Linked DNA regions of Mus musculus: region 1 is linked to region 2. Evidence: chromatin contacts called from ENCODE Hi-C or POLR2A ChIA-PET data. All regions are on one chromosome and are shown on one strand. Each heading gives the region's core, a stretch centred on a gene start or an enhancer-like site at or near the end of the contact. The rest is flanking DNA. Distances are from core to core; before and after follow the strand shown.

Region 1 (6,228 bases), core at 3,423-5,922, 240 kb after region 2:
TCTCTCTCACGACCTCTCGTGAGGCCTGTGGCATATCCGAGTTTTTAAAAACTTCTTTCCATTTTAATTCTGTAGCATCTTTGCCCATTTGCTTAGCTGCTGGCTGTGAATGCGCTTGTCTGACCCTTGTTGTTCAGGTGGGTAGGAATAATTACATTTTAAATGAAATCTCTTCCAGAAGACAGACTACTTCAATGGGTAAAGGCTTTAACAGCTTGTTTTATTCATACTGGGGATTAATTACTTGCCACAAAACAAACTGTCTCGATAATTTTCCTCTTGGGTTTGGCAGTGCTGTAGCCTTGCAGGCCCTTTAGGAGGGAGCGCTCCCATCCGTCCTTCCCTTTGCTTTGTGTGACCACATGCTTTCTGTACCATTCACTTACTTGGGAAAGAAGTGGACTTATCTCCTAATTGTTTTAGAATTTTGCTTGTCTATTTAGCTTTCCTTTTTGGATCTCATGATTTATGGAACAATAAATGTCATTTAATGCTGTGTATTATTTTGAATTCATTATCAGGTTTTAGAAGTGGGGTGAAAGTACTTACAGGCTCCTCAGACTTGAACTTGTGCTGAGCAGCACAAAGTGCTAGGCCGTCTCAGTGAAACTATACCTGGCCCATGGCACCAGCAGTCTGCTACTTTGGTTATAGGATGTACAGTTCAGTGTAATAAATGTTTTCTGATTGTTTTGTAAACGTGTCACTCATTTCAAATCTAAGCTGCACTGTTGTCATCTGAAGTCACATGGACTCAAGGGTTGGCCTCGATGTGCATGGTGTAAGATGTTCATCCCAATTTCCACAGAGGTGATGCAACTCAAGACAAGTAGTTACAGTAAGTGCCTGCTGCATACTTAGAAGAGACAGATCAGGCTCGAAGTCATGGTCACTGAGCATCAAGTCCACCATCTGCAATGAGCCACATCATTCTAGCTCAGAAAAAATTCCATAGTTGTCTCGGGTATTTCATAGAAGTGAGTCTCACGAGTCACTGGAGCAGGTCTAGTGCTTACTTAGCAGCTCCTCCAGCAGCCATGCCCCACCCCCCACCCCCCACACAGCGCCACAGTTAAGTAGCTGTTGTGGTAGTCGTACCCTTCGTATCACAGTACTCCTTACAAGGAGCCGTTCGCCTGATGAGTCTCTGGAATGTGTGTGTATCTGCTTTCCCTCCCAGAGTGCATCGGAGACACTGCATCTATGCAGATGCTTCAGTGCTGTCCACCGAGGCAGAAAAAGCTCTTTCTTGCAGTTGTGGTTGGGGTGGTTGCTGGAAGGTTCAGCTACCATTATTAATATTGAAGGTGGGAGGTCTCAGTGGCACAGAGCAGCAGCACCGTAATAGTAAAAGACAGCATCCTGGGACAGGGACAGGAGTGCCTGCATTTGCAAAAATCTGACTCCAGTGAGCAAGGTGAGGTGTTGTGAGTCTGAAGCTGCAAATACGTCATTCATTTGACAAGCTTTAAAACAGTTATGATTTCTAAAAATTCAGAGTAAATAAAAACCACATCCATTCTACATGCATCTGTTTGTTATTTTTACTTGATTATAGATAACTTGAGCCTTAATTCTGGATTTGCTTAAGGTTCCCGCAAATTTTTTGAGAAGTGTGGATGGACATAATTGGCTTTTTCCTTTTAACAGAAATGCACTGTGTGCTGTGGCATCTGGCAGAGCTTGTAATTCCCAGCGGATCAATGCAAAGGGGGTGGTTTTGGTCCCTAGAGTTGGGTATGACGAGTTGACACAAACAGAAAGGTGAAGATCCTGCCCCACCCAGCTTAGAGGCCTTGTTTCTTTGGTGTCTTATGGAAGTATGTTAACATGCCTTTCACACACACTTCTACATATGAAACTACCAGCCATTCTGAGTTTGCAGTACAATCACGTTCATAAAGGTGCTATTTAGTCTTTAAAGTGGACAAGTCCTGCAGATGGACAGAAATTGCTGTGAATTACATTAGGCCACTGGCTTAAGGATCAGGTAGAAACCAGCAGGCTCTTTTACTCTGCTCAGGTTGTGCTAACACTGAAGGTGTATATATAGAATGCTGACAAAGCCAGGTGGGACTTGTATACATAGGTACCCACCTCTGATGGGCTCTAGGTTGCACCACACCACTCTTGCTGTGGATGACACAGACCTGGATTTGCTTGCATCCTAGCAGTGTTAAGGTGAATAGCATTACCAGGTACTGTAATCTGTGCTGAAGTCTTTTACCTGTAATGTTTTCACCATGGAGAGTCGAGATAGGGTGACGATGGAACAGCCAGGAGACTGGTCTAACCTGGAGGATGGGGCCCGTGGCCTAAGCAGCTGCTGTCAGAGTATGACACAGCATCTGCACAGTCGATGTCCACTTCCTGCCACTGCTGGTGGAGGGGTGACTGGAGCAAAGTAGGCATGGACTTTGACATGAGGAAGCTGAGCCTAGAAGGAAATGGAAAAGGAGTCGTCTGCCCTGGGATTGCGATTCTTGTATAACCTTTGAAAACCTCTAGTCCGTTTACAATTGATTGCATTAATTAGGCAGGGAGCATGCTGTAAGCTAGAACTGTCCCTGTTAAAACCCCTCTAGCCCTGGGCCCCAAATCACCCTCTAAAGACAATTGGAAACACTTCTCTCTAGTGGCAATGATCTAAGGGTACATGTCTGAAGGAGCCTATGGTGGCACTTCTGTAATCACAGTTTGTATAAATACACCAGACTGGAGAACTGGGTATTGGGTTTAGTATACTGTGTATGCCACAGCATGTATGTGGAGGTCAGAAAACAACACTGAGTTGGTTCTGTTACTTTGTACCATGTTCTTGGCCATGAAATCAGGAAGACAGGCTTGGTATCAAGCACCATTAACCTGCTGAGCCCACTCACAAGCCTGGATGTGGATTTCTGGGTCTCCATCTCCCAGCTGCCAAGGAGAGCCTAGGAGGGACTAACACCTACCCGCATGCGCTTGATGCCTGCACGGGTGACCTGCTGGCAGTCGTAAAGCTCCAGTCGCTCCAGGCCTCGGCAGTTCTCCAGGTGCTCCAGCGAGGCGTCCGTGACAAGAAGGCAGTTGTCCAGCTCCAGCACCCGGAGTCTCTCGTGCCCACAGGTGCTGCTGCTCAGGTGCAGGATCCCCTCATCTGTGATGAGCTCACAGTGGGACAAGCTCTGGGGAGGAGAGGCACGCTAAGCTCCAGCTAGGAAAAGTGTCCAGAGTAACTGCTTGCTGTACTGCGGTGTGGCAGTGTCCTCTGCAAAGCACGCGCTGAAGACTCAGTGCCATGTGTGGGAAGGGTCACCATGAATAAACGGAGGGCTGGAAGAGCCGGAGACTACCAACACCTCATCCGACTTAACAGCCTGCCGGGCTTCATTCTCCCCTGTCTAGTGCATAGGAAGTAATCTGCGGTTTTCTCTAAGAGCTACCCCCGACCACGGCTTTCCAACCAGAAACAAGGAAAGATGCTTCAGGGGACAGTTCCGAGTTTACTCCCTTGACCAGTTTTATGGCCCAGTTTGAGTAAAGGTGCCAATAGTAAAGCCAGTAGATTTACTGTCCTTGTCTAAAATGCACAGGGTTGGAAGTGTAAATTAAAAGCACATACTGCTCACAACTGGTAACTCCAGCTACAGGAGCATCCACAGTCCCATGCATGGACCCTAGCACAGACACGTACACACATTAAAAGTACACACATCCATGATTCAGTTGTGGCTATGCAATGAGATCCTGACCTTGGTCATATATCACCAGCCTCTTAGAAGTGGTAATTAAGGTTGCAGAAGTACTAGGGTGAGTTTACATGGCCAAGTTTACTTAATAACTTCAGACTGGACAGTTGCCCCCCACCCATGAAAATAGAAAATGCATATGAGCATAAATGCTGTAAAGAGAAAAGATCCAGTGTCTGAGAGCGACCGACAGGCTGAGCTTGACAGTCCGTGAGCTAATAATGTCAGGTGCTGGGGTTCAGGTAGGAAAGGACAGAATGTGCTTGGAGGCCCAGGCTGGGGGACAAGAATGTCAGGCTCAGAGTGTGGCAGGAGACAGGCCACCATTGGGGTCACAGGAATCAAATGAAGATCACCAAACTTGGCAGCAAACATCCTTCCCATCGAGCCTGCTCATGGGGTTCCCCTTGCAGCCCAGGATCCCTGGGTGATGTTACACTTCCCAGAAAGGCCAGCAGTATAGAACCCTGTTAATTCTTTAAGTGTTAGCAAAAGTTCTATAGCATTTCTACATGTTCCTACATGTACATTTGGGGTAATTTAGGAACTTCCTTAAGGGTTATTTGGGTTATTTTATATCAAGTGAGTTAGACGTTCATTTCGCTCATGTTGTCAGATTTATGTAGTTGTGCCTCCTACAAGTTTAGCATCCATAATGTGAAAATTTGAAATTCTCCAAATCTAAACAATTTTGATTATCACTACAAATAGAACAGGTCACAGTCAGAACACGGTGCAGTAGCAATTGTGAAAGGTGCACGTTAGGCATAAGATTAATTTGTTTCTAGATTTTGGACCTAGCCTCAAGTACTTCATTATCTAAGTGTATATAATGAGACAATCTGGAAGGCCAACACCTTGGCCCCATTTTAGATACAGGACGCTCAGCCTGTATAGACCTGGTGGCAGCTGATTGCTGCTGATACTAGCAGCCTGGCCTGGGGCCTGTTTCCAAAGCAGCAGCCAGTGTTGCTAGGATACTGCTCTGGTGTTTGTGTTTTCCACTCACTGTGCTCTACCGTGTTATGGCCTTTTAATTTGGGCTTTATTTTGCTTTCTTCTGACGACACTGTCCTACTTCACTTGGTATCCTGTCCTCCTGCTCAGCCGGGTGAAGCTTGTGCCAGGATCCCCTTCTGTCTCGACAACATCCTCTGCATGAGGAGAGTCTCGAGTTTACCTAGTGACGCTTCAGCTTCTTCCCTTGCCTGCTGTGGGATCACACCGTTAATGTGGATGTGCGCGTCTGTCTCCCAGCCTTGCCGCGTGCCGGTGCTGTGTGTTCTGTTTAACATACTCAGCAGTGGCACTGTAACACTGAGGACCCACTGTCGTGCTTTCTGTGGTAGTAGATTCATTTTAAATTCACCCCAGTGTCCTCCCAGCACTTCCTGGAGATTTCCATCACAGGATTCTGAGGTGAGGATTCTGGGCCTTTGCCAGTGTCTGCCCAAGGATCCTCGTGAGGAAACTGGCTTTGGTGGTTGGAAGATGGCCCATGATGAGCATCTGCCCGAGGTCTGGTCAGCTTCAACCTACAGGAACATGGTACCAGCTTGGGACTTTTTAGCCCTGTTTTGGTTCTAACTGTGATCCTATGACTGTCACATCTTTTGTCCCTGCTCCCAAGTCACCCCCTTTGTTCTCTAAAGGCTGTGCTCACTTGCCAACACTAGACCACTTTGCTTTAAGGCCGTTCACTGGTTTTTGGTTTTAATTTTCGGAACAGTTCTATGTTCTGTATCTACTCATGAGCACTGACTTTGTTGCTTTTATGGTGTCTTCATAATTTCTACCAGGAACATTTTTCTGAAGTCCACTTTAAAATGTCAAATGTCATGTTAATCTGGACTTGTCATCTGCACACTGCCACCAAACATAAGTCCAGACTGTTCTGTTACATCCAGAATGCTCCGACACCTTCATTACATCTCCTTGCACCAGGCCTATAGTACTGCGTTGTGAGGTAAGGCCCCGTAGTCTGCATCCAATGGCCAAGTCCCCATACTGATCGTCCGATGCCTATGGGGCAGTTGCCTCGCCGCCGTGAGACAGGTAGGTGTTCAGACCCCTTCAGACAGCCTGCCTCAGGTCTGCCTTAGGTCTAGGCTCCCTGTGTGCTCTCAGGTGGTCCTGCAGATTGTCACTCCTGGGCAAAGATGAAAGACTGTCCATTCACCCTTTCCTGGCAGGAAGCATAGCTCTGTTTTGAGTTACTGCCAGGAAGGCTTCTTGGTAGACCATCCTCCCCCTGGGTCCTCTGAGCAGAAACAACAGGTTCTTGGGGATTTGTTCCTGTCTCAGAATCCCTTGTTATCAGCTCCTTTAAGCCTATCTTGGGATATATAAAGCAAAAAACACCCAGTGACTCATTCAATCCCATGGCCCTAAGGTCCCTGGCTGGCTGCCCCATCTTCTCTTGGCCTTCTTAATATTTAAGTAGAAGTGTGTGCCTAGGCACTTAGTTGAAAGTCGATGATAAGGTAAGAAAGTATAA
Region 2 (5,982 bases), core at 1,538-4,037:
TTGGAGGCTGACAACTCATATTTACTTTTATATTGTATTTTCAAGTGGGAACATGCACAACTCCATGCTTTTGCCATGCCCCCTTCCCCCAATAAATAATGTAATAAAAATTTCAGAACAAAGCAAAATGGAACCTTCTGCCCTGAGTGCAGATTCAGCATTTTTGACATTCCTGTTTCTGAAACCAAAATGTTGGTGTTGAGCTCTTTTCCCACAGAGGAGCTTAAATTCCTTCTGGATTTGACTTCTCCCTTATAAGCAGTTAGCTCATAATCTTAAAAAAATCCAGTCGAGGCTCTTTTCCAATTAAAGGGCTACAGGAAGGAGTCCTGCACTCCCGCACACAATGAGGAGTCAGGAGGTCAAAACCATTGTTGGTGTGGAGATGTCACATGAGGAACTCGCAGTTCCAAGTATTACAACTCAACTGCTGTTTCGGATCCGTCTTCTTTCCTCTTTCCCAGCCAGGCAAGTGTCTAACCACTTCTGTCCTCATGGAGTCATTCTACTGATACTGCTACGAGAACTCTACTGTGTGCCAACATCTGTGTTGTTTCCAGTTGGGCTGTGCCAAATCTTGAGTAAGCCACTCCCACTTGTTCCCTAATACCCCACCCAGGAGAGAACACAATGCCTTTCTTGGTGGACATTTGTTGAAAATATGACTTCAAACTAGCCATGTGGTCACTTCTTTCCTAGCTTTTGTATGGACAATAAACTCCCATTAGAAAAAAATTTACTCAGAGTTTCCACTATTTTCCCAGATAAATAGGCTGGGAAGTCAGGCTCCTGTGTTTCAATACACCATTCCAGTCCTGTTAAAAATAGACATGTTTCTAGATGCATTCTCGTGACTGATCATGAAGGGAGGTTCAGTATATCAATTTATTTTCTAAATTTCCATCTAACCCTTTCATTTCCCTGCACCTTTGTGTTTTTAAAGGTTTATGTGTATGACTGTATTTCCTGCATATCTGTATATGCACTCCATGCATGCCATTGGCCAAGGAGACTAAAAGAGAGGGTTAGACCCCCTAGGACTGGGGTTACAGACAACTGTGGGTTGCCGTGTAGGTGCTGGGACTCAAGCCTGGGTCTCTGCAAGAACAAACACTCTTGACCTCTGAGCAATTTCTCCGGCTCCTGTTGTGTTTTGAAAGAAGATCTCAGTAGCCTAGGCTGGTCTTGAACTCCTGACCCTCCTGCTGCCCATGTGCTAGGATTACTGGGGTGCTCCACCAAGAGAAAGACAGTTCCTAAATGGCAACATTCAAAGCAACACCTGTGTTATTTAAGGGATGATATTTTAAAAATTCAAAATACTTTAAAAACATTTATTTGTATGTGTACTTTTAATGTGTTATGGGTATTTTATGTACTTGTACCATGGGCATTGCCTGGCGCCTTTAGAAGTCAAAAAGGGCATCGGATCCTCTGGAACTGTAGCTAGATGGTTGTGAGCTGCCATGTGGATCCTGGGAATCGAATCTAAGTCATCTGCAAGAGATCTGATGATGCCTCTGCCTCCAAGGGCACCCAAACTCAGGTGCTTATGCCAACCATTATGGAAAACTGCAAACAACCCAGAGGCCTATTGCTATATGGACGGATGGATCAACAAGTCAGAGTATAACGGGGAAGGATTAAGTATAAAAAGGTAGAGACTTTTAAGATACGTACTTCATGGAATGAAATACCAACATTTTGCTATGAGAAGTTAGACCCAAAGATTACAGCAGCAGATTGAGCCCTAGGGATATTGGGATCAGGGTTAAAGAAACTGGGAGAGGGGGAGGAAAGGAAAAAGAACACAGTGTGGAGTTACATAACTTTAAAAAATGGAAAATTACCCTACCATGTTAGAAATAAGTTTAGAATGCAAGAGACTGAGTTCCCGACTCGTCCAAGTGTCACAGCTAAACCTGTTCTCTACAACACTGGGCTGGAGAGATGGCTCAGCAGTTAAGAGGGTTTGCTGCTTTTGCAGAGAACCCAGGTTCAGTTCCCAGCATTCACATCAGGTGGCTTACAACTGCCACTTAACTCCATCCAGATCTGACTTCCTGGAACTTTTGGTTTCTGCAAGCGGGCACACTCAGGTGCACACACGTACACATGAAATAAAAAGAAATCTTATAAGTTAACGGCCCCAGCCATCCCCAAACAAAACTCGAGTTCTGTGGCTCAGGCTTGGGAGGCAGGGGTAGGGCCAGAAATGTAAGACCATACTGTAGGGTGAGTTCGAGGACATCCTGTGCTGCCTTTAGTCTCTGTCCAAACAAAAATCAAATTAAAGTCGCCCAGGGCAGAGGTGGTTAGTGGGTAACGGCGGTCTGGGGGCTTCCCGAAGTGAGGGTGGGAGGTGAAAGTGCGTCAAGAGAAAATGTGGATCCATTTGCAAAACCTCGGTATCAACTGGAAACAGAAAGTCCTCCAGGGCGACTGTGGGGGTGGCAGCAGGAAGGGACAGCCAGGCCTGTGCCGAGGAAGAACGCGACCCGTGTATTCCGGTTTTAAGAGACGGCAGGGGCGGGGCAGGGAGAGAAGTACCAAAAAGTTTTGAGTCTTGATGATGGCGGCGGAGCGAATCGCCGGAGATGCCGGAATTCCCACACTGGCCTTCCAGGGTCGCCCACGCGAGGCGACCCACACGGCCCCGACAGCCCAAGGCTCGGGCCATCAGTAGCGCCACAGGCCGCAGCCCACAGGGGCTCGGGCGCGCCGGGAGGCCGGGCTGGAGGCCGGGCGCGTCGCTCTGACGTCACGCGCGCGCTGACGTCGCCGGCAGCCGCAGCCTCTGAAGCGGGGCTGGGACCGGGGGGCGCCGAGTTTGATTAGTTTAGGGGGGCCGTCCCCCGCCGGCCGCCGCACCCCAGGCAGCGGCGTCTCTGCGTGTCGGCGCGTCCCGGAGGCTTCACCGCCGCGCCTCGGCGGTGCTGCGAGGAAAGTTGGCGTGTAAGGGGCGACGGGCGTGTGAGGGGTGGCGGGCGCGGCCATGGAGCCCCGCGGCGCCGAGTACTTCTGCGCCCAAGTGCTGCAGAAGGACGTGAGCGGCCGGCTGCAGGCGGGCGAGGAGCTGCTGCTCTGCCTCGGCACGCCCGGAGCCATCCCGGACCTGGAGGACGATCCGAGCCGCCTGGCTAAGACCGTGGACGCGCTCACCCGCTGGGTGGGCTCGAGCAACTACCGGGTGAGCGGCGGTGCGAACGGGCGCGCGGCCGGGGCGGGCGGGCGCGCTGCCGCCGGGGTCCGGGGACGCGCTGGCATCGCCCCCCAGGGCTTGGGGTACGGCCCCAGGCGGCGGTTCGGTGACACGTTGCTGTGTTGCTTGGCGCTTTACAAAGTGGTAACTTGCGGCCCAAGGCTTTAAGACTTTGTAACGTTTGTCTACGCCCGATGGCAACGCCTGCGCTGAGATGGGGCGTTTGAGTACGGCGTGAAGTTGGACCGTCAAGTTCATCTCTTGCTGTTATACTTAATCTCCAGTTTCTTTTCTCTCTACCCTCTCTTCATCCCTCTCCGCCTCTCTTCCTTTTTTTTTCTTTTTTGCTTCTCTCTTCCTCCCTCTCTTTCCTCTGTCGTTCCCTCCCCGTCTCCCTCCTCTCTTTTCCTCTCCCCTCTCCCTTTCTCCCTCTTTTCTTTCGTAGTCTTTACGTGAAGGTTGAGATCACCCAAAAGCACCGTTAGCGCGTATTCAGGTCCTTCGCACGGAAGGACTGCTCATCTCATGGCATTTATTCACATTTCCCTTAATTGACAGCAGAAAGCCGTTGACCACTCATCAGTTCTCTTGTTTTCCCGCAGTTGGGACGAACTTAGATTTGAAACACTATGGTTTAGTTGATGCTGCAAACGAAGCGGGAATGGGGAGGAGTGCGGTAAGGTACGAGGAGGAATGGGTGTCCGGTCAGCATCAGGGAGTTGTTATGTAGCCACCGATGGAGAAAAGTGAATATTCTGTAATTAGTTGGAGTTGTTAGTGGTTACTTTTCTTTTTAGTCTTCTGGTGGCAGTATTGCTTTAAAATGCAGGCGGGAGCTCCCGTGGATGGAACGATTCTTAGTGATGTATCCAGCAAATAGGCTGTACTTTGAAAGCTTCTATCTATAGAGACAAGAAAAGCAGTTTTAATGATGAGATCTTTATGGAATTGTTGGAAGGTTAGACTTAGCAAGATTTAAAATAAAGTTTTCCTAGCACATATTATCAAATGTACATAATGGGTTTCACTGGCATCTTCATGCATGCATCTGTGTAATGTACGTTGTTCACTTTCACCGCTATTTCCCACTCTTGCTATTTCCATATAGTTCCTCTCTACCTTTGTATCTTTTTTTTTTTTGATTAAATGAATCAGTAAGCTTAAGGTTATTTAAAGGAGTATGGGTGAAGGGTTCAATAAAGGAACATGGGCATCTTATTAGTGACTGCATCACTGAAGAAAATATTTCCCCTATAATGTTTAAGGCCAGATTGGACTATATGATGAGGCCCTGTCTCAAAAAAAGGGGGGGGGGTAGGGGGCTTGGGGAAAGCTAATATTTACTAAAATACAGGGAGTATTAATTTCTTTTGAAGAAATTACCTAGCTCCCCTTACTGTGTAAGCAAGGCACATGTGTGCTCAGCATGGCTGTTTTGTGCTGTGTTGCAGCACTGGCTATTGTGGGAAGTCAGCCCGTTAGTAATGTTGGCTCACTGTCTCTAGAGGAAGCTGCTGGGCTTCGTTCTCCACACTGACAGTGGATTGCCTTGGAGCCTTTGCAGCCCTCAGATGTTTGTCCACAAGTGGCAGTAGTGATACCACAGTTGTCAACTCTGTTGTCACATCTCTGAGCATCCAGCTAACTGGCTAGAGTCCTTCCAGGAAGTATCTGATGTTCACACATTCTTTCCATGTTCCTTACAAGATACTTAGCCTGAGACAACTTAAGCAGTTGGAAGTGCCACAGGCCTTACAGCTTTGTCAAACACTTTCTGGTAGCGCTGCTCATTAGTCTTTATTTCTGGTACATGAATGAGTCACCTGTCTTCCTTAGGTCAGTTCCTTGGTTCTGCCATTAGATGCCACGCCTTCTTCTCTACTCAAGGACACTCATCACCCAGTTTTCTCCTTCAGAAATTACTAGTTCTCAGTACTTAATATTTTAGCATAAAACCTTTTCTAATGTTTGTTAGAGGGTATTCTATTCTAGTGAGCCTGTTATTTGGGTTTTATTTGTTTACTTACTTATTGACACAAGATTTCACTTCTCACTATGTAGCCCTGGCTAGCATAGAAGTCACTGTGTACACTAGGTTATCCTTAGATTCACAGAGATAGGCCTGTATCTGCCTCCTTTCTCTCACCTAAGGACTGGGATTAAAGGTATGTGCCACCACTCCTGGTTATTTTTAGTTTTTAAAAAATTATTTTTTGTTTTATTGTATATGTGTGTGGCTGTTTTAAATGCATGCATGTCTGTGTATGTGTGCATGGCTTGTGCCCACAGATACCAGAAGAAGGCATTTGCATCCTTTGATTTACAGACAGTTGTGAGCTGCCATGTGGATGCTGGGAATAGAACCTGGGTCCTATGGATGAGCTGCCAGTGGTCTTAACTGCCAAGCCATCTCTCCAGCCCTCATAGCTAGAGTATAATTAGTATGGTGTTAAGATAAAGTTGGAGGCCAGTGGATATACAGATGTACAGGGTTTAAGTTTGTTTATTTTTTCGAAACAGGGTTTCCTGGGGCTTAGGTTGGCCTCTATTTTACTGTACATCTAAGGCCACATGATCCTATTTTAAATGTGGTAGGCTTTATATGAGGGACAGTCCTTTAGTTCTTTGTTGGAAAGGAAAGGAATAGCAGAAGAAATCCTTGGTAGTAAGGCCTGGTTTGGTAGCAGAGACAGTGCTGTGATTTTTTTTTTCTGTTTCTTTTCTCTTTCTTTTTCTTTTCTCTCTTCTCCTCTTCCTCCTCCTCTTCTTTCTTTCTTTCT

The links. Hi-C counts contacts between places; a loop is a spot of excess contacts on that map. ChIA-PET counts read pairs that join two places held with the same protein, here RNA polymerase II (POLR2A).
Region 1: a map of heart shows a loop between it and region 2 (3-fold over the local background). The contact joins the enhancer-like site here to the promoter of Clasp2 in region 2. A Hi-C loop is called at or near these places in 2 of 37 maps with a recorded cell type or tissue (both heart). POLR2A ChIA-PET finds 5 or more read pairs at or near these places in 2 of 5 experiments (Patski and embryonic stem cell).

The regions. Positions count from the first base shown.
Region 1 is chr9:113,976,504-113,982,731 of GRCm38, forward strand. It overlaps Fbxl2 (F-box and leucine-rich repeat protein 2), which reads right to left. Exons shown (of 15, transcript NM_178624.6): 14 at 2,955-3,167; 15 at 455-2,437. The coding sequence ends at 2,330. It overlaps Ubp1 (upstream binding protein 1), which reads left to right. Exons shown (of 16, transcript NM_001372510.1): 16 at 1-1,524. Among named protein-coding and RNA genes, the nearest start is that of Fbxl2, 47 kb to the right of the region's middle. Within about 2 kb of position 4,673, at least 1 of the 3 ENCODE cell types and tissues checked has a DNase peak (open chromatin) inside an H3K27ac peak, as active enhancers do; it is heart, where a contact is called at or near this core.
Region 2 is chr9:113,738,686-113,744,667 of GRCm38, forward strand. Clasp2 (CLIP associating protein 2) reads left to right here and starts at 2,788. Exons shown (of 40, transcript NM_001114347.1): 1 at 2,788-3,190. The coding sequence starts at 2,996. Gm38623 (a long non-coding RNA gene) reads left to right here. Exons shown (of 4, transcript XR_001779313.2): 4 at 1-1,138.